Linked DNA regions of Homo sapiens: region 2 is linked to region 1. A link is an interaction called in ENCODE POLR2A ChIA-PET data of the cell type or tissue named here. Cell type or tissue: A673. All regions are shown on one strand. Each heading gives the region's core, and the rest is flanking DNA. Links, peaks and the distances in the headings are about the cores only. Region 1 has its middle 22 kb from the start of ABTB2. Region 2 has its middle 49 kb from the start of LMO2.

Evidence for each region. ChIA-PET counts read pairs that join two places held together with the same protein. Peaks named below come from ENCODE experiments on the same cell type or tissue, not always from the same donor. Only the 100,000 strongest peaks of a DNase experiment are listed, where the experiment ranks them.
Region 2: POLR2A ChIA-PET joins it to region 1 with 10 read pairs; 2 of 35 experiments call an interaction of 5 or more read pairs at or near these places.

The regions. Positions count from the first base shown.
Region 1 is chr11:34,375,580-34,383,916 of GRCh38, forward strand. No RefSeq gene overlaps it. Among named protein-coding and RNA genes, the nearest start is that of ABTB2, 22 kb to the left of the region's middle. In A673, for the core only: no CTCF peak of the experiment used is centred there; no DNase peak of the experiment used is centred there.
Region 2 is chr11:33,936,880-33,945,216 of GRCh38, forward strand. No RefSeq gene overlaps it. Among named protein-coding and RNA genes, the nearest start is that of LMO2, 49 kb to the left of the region's middle. RefSeq lists cis regulatory regions at 92-839, 4,666-5,263, 7,756-8,337 and an enhancer at 5,860-8,337. In A673, for the core only: a CTCF peak has its summit at 6,072; DNase peaks (open chromatin) are centred at 572, 4,912 and 6,192; H3K27ac peaks cover 1,702 bases.

The DNA of each region.
Region 1 (8,337 bases), core at 177-8,176:
TATCTATCTATCTATCTGTCTATATCAGTCTATTTTGTCTGATATAAGTATAACCAACCCTCTTCTCTTTTGGTTACCATTTGCATGGAATATATTTTTTCATTCCTTCACTTTCAGCCCATGTGTGTCCTTAAATCTAAAGTGAGTCTCTTGCAGTCCTTTTACATTTAAAGTAAATTGGTAAGTGAGGACTTACTATTGCCATCTTGTTGTTTCTGTTTGCTTGTTTTGCAGTTATTTTGTTCTCTTCCTTACTTTCTATCTTCTTTTGTTATTTGGTGATTTTTTCTTTGTTTTGGCAGTGATTTACTTGGATTCTTTTCTTTTTATCTTTTGTGCACCTATTATTTTTTTTCTTTGTGTTTACCTCAAAGCTGGAATCGAATATCTTGTAGCTATATCTGCATATTTTATGTTTGTAACAATTTAACTTTAATTACATACAAAAACTATACACTTTTGCCCCTGCCACATACATACATATTTTTGTTCTTGTAGCCAGAGTTTATTTCTTTTTATATTGTGTATCCATTAACAGGTATTTGTGGTTATAGTTGTGCCTTTTTTTTTTTTTGATACAGAATCTTGTTCTGTCACCCAGGCTGGAGTGCAGTGACATGATCGTGGCTCACTGCAACCTTTGCCTCCCAGGTTCAAGTGATTCTTGTGCCCCAGCCACTTGAGTAGCTGGGATTACAGACGTGTGCCACCATACCCAGATAATTTTTGTAGTTATAGTAGAGATGGGGTTTCACCAAGTTGGCCAGGCTTGTCTTGAACTCCTGGCCTCAACTGATCTACCCACCTCAGCCTCCCAAAATGCTGGGATTTTAAGCATGAGCTGCCATACCTGCCCCGGTTATATTTATTCTAAATATTTTTTGTCTTTTAACTTTGATATTAGGGTTAAAAGTAATTTATGCAATGCCATTACATTGATACATTATTCTGTATTTGTCTATATATTTACCTGAAGTCAATGCCTGGCTTCAAACAACAGGCTGACTCTCTTGTTAGGGGCTAATGCAGCTCATGACTTTAAAGGGAAGCCAATGCTCATTTACCATTCTGAAAATCCTAGGGCCCTTAAGAGTTATGCTAAATCCACTCTCTGCCTGTGCTCTATAAATGGAACAATAAATCCTGGATGACAGTATATCTGTTTAGAGCATGGTTTACTGAATATATAGACAGTGAGATATGTGCTTTCATATGCTCTCATGTTGCTGTTTATCATGTTTTCATTTCAATTTAAATAACTCCCTTAAGCATTTCTTACAAGACAGATCTAGTGGTGACAAACTGTCTCAATTTTTGTTTGTCTGAAAAAAAGTTTATCTTTCTTTCTTTTTTAAGGATAGTTTTGCTAGGTATAATATTCTTGGTTGACAATTTTTTTTCTTTCTCAGTACTTTAAATATAACATCTCACTCTTTCCTGGCCTGCAAGGTTTCTGCTGAGAAATCCTCAGCATGTGATTCTCCTGCCTCAGCCTCCTGAGTAGCTGGGACTACAGGTGTGCACCACCATGCCCCACTAATTTTTGTATTTTAGTAGAGACGGGGGTTTGCCATGTTGGCCAGGCTTGTCTTGAACTTCTGACCTCAGATGATCTGCCCTCCTCAGACTCCCAAAGTGGAAGGTTACAGGCATGAGCCACGGCAATGTTGTGTATGTTCCAATCACTCTACCAACCAGCCACTCGCTCATCTCTCTTTCTTCCCTTGAGACATCTCTCTTCCTATTCCCTGAGACACAGCAGTATAGAAATTAGGTCAGTTAATAACCTTACAATGGACTCTACATGTTCAAGTGAAAGAAAAGTTGCATGTCTCTTAATTTAAATCAAAACCTAGTAGTGATTAAGCCTAGTGAGGAAAGCATGTTAAAAGTCAAGACAGGCCAAAAGCTAGGCCTGTGGTGCCAAACAGCCAAGCTGTGAATGCAAAGGAAAAGCTTTTTTTTTTTTTTTTTTTTTTTAAGATGGAGTCTTGCTCTGTCACCCAGGCTGGAGTGCAGTGGCACAATCTTGGCTCACTGCAACCTCTGCCTCCTGTGGTCAGGCAATTCTCCTGCCTCATCCTCCTGAGTAGCTGGGGTTACAGACATGTACCACCATGCCCAGCTAATTTTGTATTTTTAGTAGAAATGGTGTTCACCATGTTGGTCAGGCTGGTCTCAAACTCCTGACCTCAGGTGATCTGCCTGCCTTGGCCTCCCAAAGTGCTGGGATTACAGGCATGAGTCACCATGCCTTGTCCAGAAAAGTTCTTGAGGGAAATTAAAAGTAATACTCCAGTGAACACACAAATGATATTTTAAAAAAAGTGAAACAAACTTTCTGCTGATATGAAGAAAGTTTTAGTGGTCTGGATGGAAGATCAAACCAGGCACAATATTCCCTTAGGCCAAGCCATAACCTAGAGCCATGACTTAACACTCCTCAATTCTGTGAAGGCAGCGAGAGGTGAGGAAGCTGCAGAAGAAAAGTCGGAAGCTAGCAGAAGATGGCTCATGAGGTTTAAGGAAATAGGTCATCTTTATAACATAAATGTGCAAGGTGAAGCAGTAAAAGATGATTTAGAAGCTGTAGCAAGTTATCCAGAATATCTAGTTAAGATCACTGATGAAGGTAGCTACAGTAAACAACATATTTTCAGTGTAAATGAAACAGTCTTCTATCAGATGATGTAATCTAGGACTTTCATAGCTAGAGAGATGTCAATGCCTGGCTTCAAAGCTTCAAAGAACAGGCTGACTCTCTCATTAGGGGCTAATGCAGCTTATGACTTTAAGGTGAAGCCAGTGTTCATTTACCATTCTGAAAATTCCAGGACCCTTAAGAGTTATGCTAACTCTACACTGCCTGTGCTCTAAAAATGGAACAACAAAACTGGATGATAGTACATCTGTTTACAGCATGGTTTACTGAATATTTTAATCCTACTGTTGAGACCTACTTATCACAATAAAATATTTCTTTCAAAATATTACTGCTCATTGACAATGTGCTTAGTCACCCAAGATCTCTCTCTGATGGAGATAGATAAGAAAACTAAAATTGGTTTTTTTTTTTTTTTTTTAGATGGAGTTTTGCTCTTGTTGCCCAGGCTGGAGTGCAATGGTGCAATCTCGGCTCACTGCAACCTCTGCCTCCTGGGTTCAAGTGATTCTCCTGCCTCAGCATCCTGAATAGCTGGGATTACAGTCATGCACCACCATGCCTCACTCATTTCATATTTTTACTAGAGATGGGGTTTCTCCATGTTGATCAGGCTGGTCTCGAACTCCCGACCTCAGGTGATCCACCCACGTTGGCCTCCCAAACTTCTGGGATTACAGGCATGAGCCACTATGCCCAGCCTTAAAGTTGATTTTTGCCTGCTAACACAACATCTATTTTGCAGCCCGTGGATCAAGGAGATGATCATTAGCCTTTTTTTTAGCAATGAGGTATTTTTAAATTAGGATATGTACATTGTTTTTTGGAAATAATGCTGTTGCACACTTTATAGACTACAGTATAATATCAACATATTTTATATGCACTGGGAAGCCAACAAATTTGTGTGACTCACTTTACTGCATATTTACTTTATTGCAGTGGTCTGAAACCCAAACCACAATATCTTTAAGATATGACCCTATTGGTGTCTGTGCATTTGAAGAAACAGTCACCTCTTTCAAACTTTACAGACTGTCTTTGGTAGGGAAAGACCTTTATCTGTGGCTGGCATGAGGAAGTAGCTTGATGGGCTCTGGGTGACTCTGGCAGCTGGGGTTACTCTTGGCAAAGACTGCAGGGCCTTAGCACAATGACTGCTGGGGTCCTCGATGGTGAAGCCTGCCAAGTCCTTTTGCTCTCTTTTTTTCCCAACTGGGGGACTCACAGCAGAAGAAATTCTTCTTCACTGGGCTCTGCTTGTCTGGGGAATGAGGTGAATGCAGGCAAAACGCTTCCTACCGTATTCTATGTGGGTGTTCTCAGTTCTTTTAGATTGCTGCATCTTCTTAATTGTACTCCAGAGCTTTCCTGGGGCTATATTTGTCTATGGAGCTTATGAAATTTTTTTTTTTTTTTTTTTTTTTTTTTTTTTTTTGTGGCAGGACAAGGGCTATGACCTCCTAGATTACTACACTGCTAATGTCACTTAGAACATGCACCTTTGATCAAGTTTAATCTTTAGCAGGTAGGACTGAAACCCAAAGCCACAAAAAGCAACTGAGCTGGGAGATATCTATTACAGCCATTGCCTCTAAATCTGACTATGAGAAAAGCATTTCAAATATCACATGACTTAACTTATTGGAATTTGTGGTAAAGAAATAAGAATGAGCACAAATATTTAGCAACAAAATCAATTGCAGTATTGTTAGTAATTATAAAAAGATATAAACATGTAACTGTCTAACAATGGCAGATTGTTAAAAATAAGTAAATATCCATATAGTGGAATAATATGGAGCCATTTAAAGTGATGCAGAAATATATCTTTTGTCTTGAAATATGTTTATGATAATTAGGTGAAAAAAGCAAATCACAGAAATGTTTTTTGTTTGTTTGTTTTTGAGACGGAGTCTCGCTCTGTCACCCAGGCTCACTGCAACCTCCACCTCCCGAATTCAAATGATTCTCTTGGCTCAGCCTCCCAAGTAGCAGGGAATACAGGCATGCACCACCACATCCAGCTAATTTTTGTATTTTTAGTTGAGATGGGGTTTCACCATGTTGGCTGGCTGGTTTCGAACTCCTGACCTCAAGTGATCTGCCTGCCTCAGCCTCCCAAATTGCTGAGATTACAGGTATGAGCCACTGCTCCCAGCCAACATGTGTGTTTTGATCTAACTTTTGTTTTAAAAAAGTAGAAAACAACTTAATATATGAAAGTGCTAATGGTGACAAGACAGATGGGATTACAGTTTAAAAGTAGCGTTTTTTTCCTGTTTGTCTACATTTTCTGATCTTTCTGAAATGAGCATGTATTGCTTTGTTATAAAAAAATAATAAATTTTGAAAATGAAAGTATAGAGCTTGGACCTATTATGTATTATGGAAATAAATGAATGAACTGCATAGCAATTTCTGCTATCATGACATGGGATAAAAATGTTTTAAAAGCATATTTCCCATTGCATTGTGATTTATCTTTTTACCTATCTGCCTCCCTTTAGCTGAAGATCCTCTAGGTCAAAGACTATTATTATTCATCTTTGCTTCCCTAGCATGTAGTTCACAAATTCAGCTGGTGATGAGTAAATGTTGAGTAATTGAGTAAGCAGCACATAAAAGTGTGTCAGAAGACTTAGATATTAGTCAGGGTATGTGTTGACAATCACATCGTCCATCTGATGTGTTGACAATCCCACCATAAAATACATCATGGTAAAAATCCAGTCCACCAGAGGAAGTCCTCGAGATGCAGCTAAGATGAAAGGTCAGGGGCCAAGGGCTGAGGGTAAATAATACATAGAAATCACAGATTTGTGTGTTGTGGGTGCTATATCAAAGACACCATCAAGTTTGGGGATCTTAGTAAGGATTGTAGGAAAACTGTAAATGAAACAGAAATAATAGTATTTTCAAGAGGGGTAAGGAAATGAATGGATACTTGGATGCATTTTTTTTTTCTGGAGATCAATTGAAGCACACTCATCAAAGCCTTAAAAATACGCATGATTTTTGACCTAGCAATTTTATTTCTGAGAATTTATCCTATGGAAATATTATGGACATGCACTAGAAATTAGCTCTAAAGATGTTCATCACAGTGCTATCTGTAATAACAAAAACAAACAAACAAACAAAAAACAACCAAACAAAAACAGAAATAATGCCAATATTCAACAGCAGAAAATTGGCAAGGTAAAGTATGAAATACTCATTTAACAGAATACTTTGTGATAACTAAAAAGACACTGTAGAAATATATTTCTAGATGTGGAAGATGTCCATAATATATTGTCAAATTTTAAAAAGATGTGTTACAGAACACTATTGCAAAAATAAAAATACATAGATGGGTGAAATATGATATGTTAGTAGTGGTTTTCCCTTGAGGAAAGGGATTGTGGATTTTTTTTTCTTGAAAAAGTTTATTTTGCTTCCCTGTCCTTTCTGAGTTCTTTGTAGTGAAACTATGTTGTTCTTATATAAGAAAAAGAAGAAAAGGAAGACTTTACCAAAAACATATAAATATGAAAGCATAATACTAATGGGATCACAGGAGAAAGGCCTTATTTTTTGCAGCCAGCTCTTATATAGTACCTACTATGCACCATGCATATTTATTTACATTTATTAACTTGTTTTTCTCATCACAACCCTATGATCTTTTCCACTGATGAGGCAACCAAAGCACAGTGATGGTCAGTAACTTGATAAGGTCATAGAGCTAGTAGAGCCAGGATTTGGAGCCCAAGAATCTAGCTAGTTCTAGACTCTGTGCTCTTAACAACCACTGTACTATGAGGAAAGAAATCTAGGTATGTGCCTTCTGTCATCACATCTCCATGATGTCCATTTTTCATGCCTGCTTGATTCCGGATAGGCTGAAAAGGAGTAGTGGGCCAGTTTTGATGGCACATATTAGATGCAATCTGCTATGCCCTTCAGGAGCTGGCTTTGAGGCTGATCCTAGACATAATGCAGTGGGTGAAATGTATTTTAGTGTTTCCTGCCCTGCCTACTTGCTAAATGTAATGCCTTCACCTGCTTATTGAAACTAATAAGGTTCACTGATGGTGTCTGGAATTTTCCTGGCATATTTTTACTATGTTGAAGCCTAGTTATCTTATTCTCTTAACACTTGGCTTTGTACTAGGCAAATACTAGCAAATCTTCAGAAATAAATTAATGCTAAAATGATAATGGGCACCAGTGTGTTGCTACATCATCCTTCCAGGAAACATGTATATGTAAATAGATGCCTTCTAAAAGTTATTTTTAATGCCAAAGAATTCATTTTCATGGTAGATATTTTGGACGTTGCAGGGAGAATATTTTAGGCATTAAAGCTTAGCTGGCTTCACTAATAGCTGTTTCCAGTTTTCTTATCTCTTGCCAACTTCCCTATAAAGGCTGAGAAAACTAAATATTCACTTTCCCAGCCTCCTTGCAGCTAGGGGTGGCACAGTTCTAGACCATGAGATGTGGGCAGTGGTCTGTTGGTGGTTTGTGGAGAAAGCTTTTGCTTTTCTGATAAAAGCAAAATGTTGACACTTGTACCTTGCAATGCCTCCTCCTACCTGCCTCTGGTGCCTTAATCTTTATACTTGGTGATGTCTTGGTCATTTGTGATTGGGAGGAAGAGAACAGAAGAACTGCAGAGATGCTGGACCTGAAATTATGGGGTCACTGAATCAACGCCAGCAGTTGCCTATATCACTTTTTTAATAGGTAGAAAAATAATCCCTATGTGTTAAACCACAGTTAGCCAGATTGTCTTTCACTTTCAGCCAAAGCATTCCTAATTGATGTGCACATTTTCATTTTGCATTTTGCATTTCAAAATGAACTATGTGCGCATAGTTCATTTTCCTGGCTCTAGTTTTACCCAGAACATTGAAGTACGGTTCCAACACTACAGGAAGGCAAACAAAATCAAAGACCCACCCAATTGTGGGTACCTGTTCATAGCATTTCTGAGCATGTTATACGTCCTTTACTTAATTTCTGGTGACTTTAAAAAGAAAGACAATAAGACTAAAAAATGGAGACCATTGTCTAAGATTCATCATAGGTTAAGAAATGCAATATATAGCATTAAAAATGCTATATTAGTCTGGGTGCGGTGGCTCACGCCTGTAATCCCAACACTTTGGGAGGCCGAGGCGGTGGATCACGAGGTCAGGAGATCGAGACCATCCTGGTTAACATGGTGAAACCCTGTTTCTACTAAAAATACAAAAAATTAGCCGGGCGTGGTGGCGGGCGCCTGTAGTCCCAGCTACTCGGGAGGCTGAGGCAGGAGAATGGCGTGAACCCAGGAGGCAGAGGTTGCAGTGAGCCGAGATAGCGCCACCGCAGTCCGGCCTGGGTGAAAGAGCGAGACTCCGTCTAAAAAAAAAAAAAAATTGCTGTATTATTTTACTGACTTGACAAAAACATTTGATGACAACCATTTATTCAGACTTTTGGTTACTATTTTTCAGTTGATAAATCCATCAGATTCTTACTAGTACATAATGCAGGAGCTAGTTGGTCGGGTTTATTTTCTTTCCTTTCTATTCACTTTCTTTTTAATTTTTCCTCTTTTAGTTCCTTCCTTCCCTCCCTTCTTCCTCCCTCCTTGCTTGCTTCCTTCCTTCCCTTCTCTCCTTCCTTTTCCTTCTTTCCTT
Region 2 (8,337 bases), core at 127-8,126, 440 kb before region 1:
GGTTTGCAGAAGTTTGTCACAGTCAGGTCTGTCTCATTCATTTTTCCACTTTCACAAGACTTCCCTCTCATGTCTGCATGTGTGTTCTGAATGGATGGGCAGTGTCTTAGACCCAGCACACCACAGCATGTAGAGATGGTGCTCCAGGCATGATGAGAGTACATTCCAGGCACTGAGCGGACTGGGGGCCAGGAAGAGAGCTGGTTGGGAGTGATGATAGATACAGCAGGAGGGAGAGGTGTGCCCTCAAGCCCCGGTGATAAAGGGCCTCATAGACCAGATTAAGGAATTGGACTTGATCCTGAAGGCAACGAGGGTGCCCTTGAAGAGTTTCAAGTGGGAGAGTGATGTAATCAGATTTGTCTGATGGCTTCAGAACAATGTACCAGGTTAGTCCCTTTCCCTGGGGAAAGCCTGTCCCCTGGGGAGGAAAATATGAAGAGAAAGAACTGGAATTGCCACCACCCCTTAAAAGCACTGCCTGCTCAAACTTTCCCTGACCTGTCGCGTCTGAACAAAGGCCCCACGGCCAGCTGGAGAGGAGCCTTGTTGATTACTCACAATTCCCTTCCCGAGAGGACGGGCGCTGATGTGTTTTCTCTTGATAACACTGGCTCCTTTCGAGCAATAGGACTTCCTGTCTGATCGGAGAGCAATTACTGCACCTCCAAAGAGAAAACGCTTTAAACAAATCCAGTTTTAGCCCTCTGTGATAACGGAGACGTTTGCTCACTCATCAACCATTAGCCCTGAGCTTAAGGAAGAGTGAGTACTTAGGACCAGGATGATGTTTCCAGATCTGTTTGGTAAAAGATTCCAGTGGCCGAAGGGGATGTATTCCCAGGGAATCTGGGCCCCCTGCTCCAGCCTGGGCTTGGAGCTCCTGGCTCTCCTGATTCTCCCCAACCCACAACAACCCCCACACATCACAACCCTAAGGTTGGCCTACTTGGGGCAAGTTGTAGCTGCTCAGATCAAACTCGGTGTCTCTTGGTCCATTTATATGAGAAGATCATAAGGAAATCTGCATGAAGACAATTTGTTACCCAGCAGCCAAAAGTTAAAACTTTTTTTTTCTTCTCACTTTAGGTTTTTGTTGTTGTTGTTTTTGTTGTTTTATACAGGGTCTCACTCCATCACCCAGGCCAGAATGCAGTTGTGTGATCAAGTCTCACTGCAACCTCTCTCTCCTGGATTTAAGCTCTCTTCCCATCTCAGCCTCCCAGGTAGCTGGGACTACAGGTACATGCCACCATGCCCAGCTAATTTTTTGTGTTTTTAATAGAGATGGGGCTTCACCATGTTGCCCAAGCTGCTCTCGAACTCCTGGGCTCAAGTGATCCATCTACCTCGGTCTCCCAAAGTGCTTGATTACAGGCATGAGCCACGGCACCTGGCTGGGAGATTTCAAAACAGAAAATTCTACCCCCAACATTCTTACCAGAGACCATGAGTTGTCATAACTGTCTCCTTTCCAGGACCTGCTGAAATATCCCTCACTCCTTCCTTGCTATTGTAAGACTAAGAAAAGGATAAAAGGGAGATAATCATATTAGTTAACACTTACATGGTGCTTGCAATGTGCCAGGCACTGCTCTAAGCACTTCACGTATATTAAATCCTGTAATCCTCAAAATGACCCTGTGACAATACTACTATTATTATTACCACTTTTCAATGAGACAACTGAGGCATAAGGGAGTTAAGAAACTCGCCAAAGGTCACACAGTGTACCGCACAGCCAGACTCCAGACCCAGGCAGTCCTGGCTGCAGATTCTCCCCTCGAAACCACCATGTGTACTACCTCACACAACCATCATGCTCTCCCCTCACCTGAACCTTCTCCTGTATTCAATCCTGGCTCCATCCTTACCTCTTCCAGGAGGTTTTCCTGAGCCTACAAGTTCCTCGAGAGCAGGGATAGTAATCTTACTCATCTCTGCCTCCTTGGCACTTTGCACCTAACTGATGCTCAGAATATTTGCTGAATAAATATAATAATTTGTTGAGCACTGACCAGAGATTCTTTGCATCCTAAGGACTTTTGTAACTGTCAGCACTCTCTAAGTCGTAACAGCTTGTAATGTGCTCATGACTATCCTCACAAGTGAATGCTTTGTGTCCTGGCGTAGACTGTGAGATCCACTGGCCTTCCTTGGCAGGATGCTCAGTCCGAAATAAGTGCACAGTCGGTGTTCTGATCTGGCATTTTCTCTACTTTCCTTCATACTAGGTGTGGCAGGCAAAATAATGGTTCCCTCAAAATTCCAATCCCAATCCCCAGAACCTGTGGATATGTTATGTTATACAACAGTGAGGGAGAAGTAAGTTTACACATAGAACCAGGTTGCTAATCCGCTGGCCTTGAGATGGGGAGAGCATCCTGGATCATCCAGGTGGGCCCAATACAATCACAAGCGTCCTTATAAACAAGAATCAGAGTCCAGTTGGAAGATATATACTGCTGACTTTGAAGCTGGAGGAAGGGGCAAAATAATGGCTCCCCCAAAACGTTCATATTCCAATCCGCAGAACCTGTGGATATGCTATGTTATACAATAGCAAGGACCCAAGGAGTTCAGATAACCTCCAGATTCTCTCCCAGAGACTCCAGATAAATGCAGCCCATCAACACCTTGATTTTAGCCCCATGACACCCATTTTAGGCTCTGACCTGCAGAACTTAACATAATACATTTGCACTGGGTTTTTGTTTGTTTGTTTGTTTGTTTGTTTGAGACTTAGTTTCACTCTTGTTGCCCAGGCTGGAGAGCAATGGCGCAATCTCTGCCCACTGCAACCTCTGCCTCTGGGGTTCAAGTGATTCTCTTGCCTCAGCCTCCCAAGTAGCTGGGATTACAGGCACCCGCTACCATGCCCAGCTAATTTTTGTGTTTTTTGTAGAGACAGAGTTTCACCATGTTGGTCAGGCTGGTCTCGAACTCCTGACCTCAGGTGATCCACCTGCCTCGGCCTCCCAAAGTGCTGGGATTACAGGCGTGAGCCACTGTGCCCAGCCAACTTGCACAGTCTTAAGCTCCTAAGGTTGTGGTGATTTGTTATAGCAGCCATAAGAAACTGATACACTGGTACTGGATGTAGGACAAAATCAACATGGTCTCTGCCCTTACAGAGCTTGCTGAATATTCCCAATGTCTGGGGACTCTGGTTCTGGCAGACAGTTCCTGAAACACATTGGGTCCCAGAAGCATTTCTGGGGCAGTGCGAGATCTGCCCTGTCTGGGGCTGAGAGCCTGTCAGTGGGGTTTCGTGCTCTCTTTGGCAAACTTACCTCCTTTTGCTACCATATATTGAGCATTGAGCATTTTCTACGTGCTAGTGACTACACTAAGTGTTTTGCATACAGATCTAATTTCATCCTGACCACAGTGCTCTGAGAGAGGTATTTTTATCGCCATTTACCAGATGAAGAAACTGAGGCTCTGAGAGGAAAAGTGACTTTCCTAAGAGCACACAACTAGTAAGTGGCAGGTATGAGCCCAAGACTTCTGACTCTGAGCTCACACATGCTGCCAGCCACACTGCTTTGGTTCCAACCTCTGCAAGGCAGGGTCCAAGGCAGGCCAACCCCACCCTGCTTCAGCCCAGCCCCATTCACACCTCAAGGCAGTTGCAGGGCCCACTCAAGGGTTCCAGTAATAGGGCAGAGTCCTTTGTCTAGGCAAATGCTATTCCCACCCAGGAGCACAGATGGGTGTTTTCCTCCCAGAAGCCTGACTGAGGCTGAAATATGCATGATTCAGTGAAGCTCATGAGGGGCTGTCCTGGATAAAAACCCTTGGGCAGTCCGGGTGTAGTGGCTAACACCTATAATCCCAGCACTTTGAGAGGCCAAGGTGGGCGGGTCACTTGAGATCAGGAGTTGGAGACCAGCCCAGCCAACATGGTGAAACCCTGTCTCTACTAATAATACAAAAATTAGCCGGGCATGGTAGCACACACCTGTAATCCCAGCTACTAGGGAGGCTGAGGCACAAGAATCGCTTGAACCCCGGACGTGGAGGTTGCAGTGAGCCAAGATCGCACCACTGTACTCCAGCCTGGGTGACAGAGTGAAACTGTCTCAACAAACAAACAAATAAACAAACAAAAAGCCCTTGGGCAGAGTGGGTGATACGGCAGCACCCAGCAGGATTAGAGACTGCCTGCCAAGTGCACAGAGAGAGACGTGGGTTCTGATTCCCGGGGAGCTCAGGCCTGGGGAATGGCCCCTAAGGCAGCTGAGACTGGGATGTGGCTCTACTCCAGGCCTTCTCATCAGGCCAGCTTCATCCCTCCTCAGCCTTCATCTCTGAGGTGGCTGCATTTCCACCAAGCAGAGGCACCCCGATCCAGCCTTCAGGAAATTATTGCTTGGGGTTGGGGGCAGTACTTAGTGGCAATAACAACAATGGCAATAATAATAATATAGTTACCATTTATCAGGTGCTTACAAACGTTAAAGTAATCCCATTTAACCCCCACAATGATCATTTGAGGTAGATTCTCTTATCATCCTCACTTTACAAATGGGGAAACTGAGGCTCAAAGAATGGACTTCTCAAAGTCACACAGCCAGTAAACATAGAGCCTGGTTCCTCCAGCTCCAAAGCACATGCTGTCGTAGGAGTTAGGGACACATTTACAACTGAAATCATTAACCAGGTTGCTTGTCATCATGACCTAAAAAAGAAAAAAAATGGTGGGGGGTGGTCTCTAGCCTGCTTCCATTTCTCCAATGATCCTGGCTCTGATGCAGCTCTTGGCTCTTGGTTTGGGAACCCTGCTGTGGGACTCAGGGCTCTCTGGCCAGCAAAGGGTGTGTGTGTCTGTGGGGCGAGCCACGCTATCACACTGAAGTAGAGTAGAGAGGAAGTGACTCAATCATCAAAGGCCTGGTCTTCCTCGGGGAACTGTCCCTAATCACAATTATCCCACTACAATAATACCATTTCAGAGACACTGTGAGCCAGGGCACTGTGTAGCCATGTAAACTGCTTCCTGTATCTGCCAAACCCAACAGCATTCGGCAATTAATAGAATCCAGCGAGGCCTCCTGCTCCGATAAGGCCAGAGCCATGCTGCTGCTGGCCTTGTTGTTCTAATGACGAATAGCCCTTACATTGCAAAGTCATCCTCTCCTCCCTGCTAGTGGGGCCACAGTGGCCTGGGGTCCCAGGAGGCCAAGGAGGGCTATGCACAATCTGCTTGGTCTTAAAATTTCATTGAGATGAAAATTATTTTCACTGTCTTGCTAAATAAAAATCATGACTATCCAGGTCACCCTCAGATTCCTTGGTGGAAAGGTGATGATGTGGGAATGGGTAGGACCCCTGCAGCCTAGAATGGAAACCCCAAGTAAGTAGGCACTTCATGAGGTGGCTCAAAGGAAGAAGGAGTTAGAAAAAGTTAATACAATGTGACCTCTAGATTGTATCAGGGCTCTGGGATATTCACGAACCTCAGATCCTTGGCAGAGGGCGGTGGCTCACACCTGCAATCCCAGCATTTTGGGAGGCTGAGGTGGGAGGATACCTTAAGGCCAGGAGTTCAAGATCAGCCTGGGCAATATAGTGAGACCCCATCTCTCCAAAAATTTTTTTAAATAGCTAGGCATGGTGGTACATACCTGTAGTCCAGCTACTTGGAAGACTGAGGCAGGAAGGTCCCCTGAGCCCAGGATTTTGAGGCTGCAGTGAGCTATGATTGCATTACTGCACTCCAGCCTTGGAGACAGAGTGAGACCCCCATCCCTTAAAAAAAAAAAAAAAAAAAAAAAGAGCCTAGGATCCTCATAATCAACTGCTTTGCAAGGCATAGAGAAACACTGGGGAAAATGATGTAGCCCCACAGAAATTCTTTGTGGTCCTCCAGATGCTGTTGGGAGATGCTGTTTCAGTTTTAGGGCCTTCCTGAATGTCCAGGGTGAATGTAGTTTGACAAATGATGGTGGCCTGGCAGACCCACCTGGGTCTGCCACCCAAGCTCAGGGTCAAACAAGGTAGATGCACTTTAAAACACTGTTCTTCCCATTTTTCTATTTTCCTTTTGGTAACCAGTGCCCTCATTTCTTGCCACTGGGTGGGGCATCCTCATTTTCTTGTGAAGGATCAAGTGTCCGCATTCTCTAGGGGAAGAGTTGATTAATTCATTTGACTCATTTTGGATGCTTCAGCCAAATTCCCACGGAGGTCACGCTGGTCACACTGACTGTGGTGTGATTCTGGCTCTCTTCTCAGAGGAGTGACTTCAGAGCTGGCTCACTCTCCCCCTCCCAAGAACAATGCAAATGAAGGCAAAGGGATTTTTGCCTGAGCAAGGCCAGAAGAAACTTTGGGGAGGAGGGAGAGGCCCAGAGGATGTGGGTGTTTTAAAATTGGCTCTCGATTTTCTGGAAGACATACTCTCTCTTTCAAGGTGATTTGCAAATTGTACTCAAGCATGGTCATTTCCCCTGATTTAGGTCTTTTTTAATTGTTAGTTACTATTCTGAGTTTGGGGCCCATTCTGATGAATTTTCTTGGTAGAATTTTTTTTTTTTTTGAGACAAGTTCTCGCTCTGTTACCCAGGCTGGAATGCAGTGGCAGGATCTTGGCTCACTGCAACCTCCGCCTCCTGGGTTCAAGCGATTCTTGTGCCTCTGCCTCCTGAGTAGCTGGGATGACAGGTGTGCGCCACTACGCCCAGCTAATTTTTGTATTTTCAGTAAAGACAAGGTTTCACCATGTTGGCCAGCCTGGTCTCGAACTCCTGACCTCAAGTGATCCACCTGCCTCGGCCTCCCAGAGAGCTGGGATTACAGGTGTGAGCCACCGTGCCCGGCATTTTTATTATTATTATTATTTTGTAGACACAAGTTTTCACTATGTCGCCCAGCTGGTCTCGAACTCTTGGGCTCAAGCAATCCTCTTGTCTTGGCCTCCCAAAATGCCAAAGTGCTGGGATTTACAGGCGTGAGCCACCGTGCCTGTCCAGAAATCTCTTTTTCAAGCTCTAGTCGTTTTATACTATAATAGAAGGGACTGGGGAGGTAGAGAGGAAGTAGGAATGGAGCGGGTACTCTGGCATAATGGGTGGTAGTTTGGCTGCTAGGATTTGAGTCCCAGCTCTGCACCTCCTCGCTGTGCAACCTTGGACAAGTTACACACCTGTCTCCATCTCAGTCTCCTTGCCTGTATCATGGTGGTAATTATAGGACTCACTGCACAGGATTGTTGTGCTGGTACATGGAAGTGCTCATTACCCACATAGGGAGCTACTAATGATGTTTAATTTTTATTTGTATTAGAGTATCCCTTTTCCCTACTTCTCAGTGTCCAGACCTTCCTCAGGAATAGCCTACCTACGAAACGTCCCTTATTATATGTGTAATAGAATGAAATATACAACTCATACCCAGGTAAGGCTTGGACAGGAGACTCACTACTCAACTAGGTAGTCCATTTCGTTTTCAGATCATTCTGGTTGATAGAGATTTCTTCTTTTATTTGAATTAAATGCTGTTGCTCTGGAGCCATCATTTAGTTTTTGCTGTGCTCTCCAGAACCATAGGAAATTTAGGTCTAACACTGCTTCTGTGTGGAAACTCATCAAATATTACAAAAGAGTTGGTATATTCCTTCCGAGATGTCTCCATCCAGAATGCTTGTGAGTCCAGTCCATGAGGCTGGTCACTCTCATTGGAACATGTCCCCATTTATCAATTTCTGTCTGGTAGGAGGGTGAGATCAAAGAAATCAGAAGACTCATTCGTTTAACAGGAAACACCATCCAAGTTTCATATATTTTGTTACGGAGGTGAATCTCTGCCCCTATGGCACCAAAATGGTTGGAGGTGGCTGATTAATGAGAGGTGGTTCTGGAGACTAAGCACACCCCAATGCCCTGTAGCTGGTAGAACATTTCCGTCACTAGAAGTAATGGAGGTAGCTTTAATGGAAAGATGACAGGGCCCCTCTGAGGCAGGGCTGTGGCTCAGCCTCCCCAAGGCCTGGCAGCAGGTTGGGCCAGATAACAGCTGGATAGCAGCATCAGGGAGCCACAGGAAGACCAGTACTAATCTCTCTGGCCATGTTGTGTGAACATCTGGGATCTGGGGAAGGGACACTATGGTCTTTGATGCATTTGATTTGGGCCCAGGAGACCTCCCACTCCCTTGTCTTCATGTAACAGTTAGCTGCTTCAGAAGATAATATCCAGTCCCAACTTTGTCATACCTAGTTCAAAGGGAATAGCTGACTTTGGCTTTTAGTTGCTCTCTAATGAGCATTTCAGTCCAAATTCCTTGGTCCGAAGTCATATTGAACAGTCATGACTATCACGCATATTTGAGCCT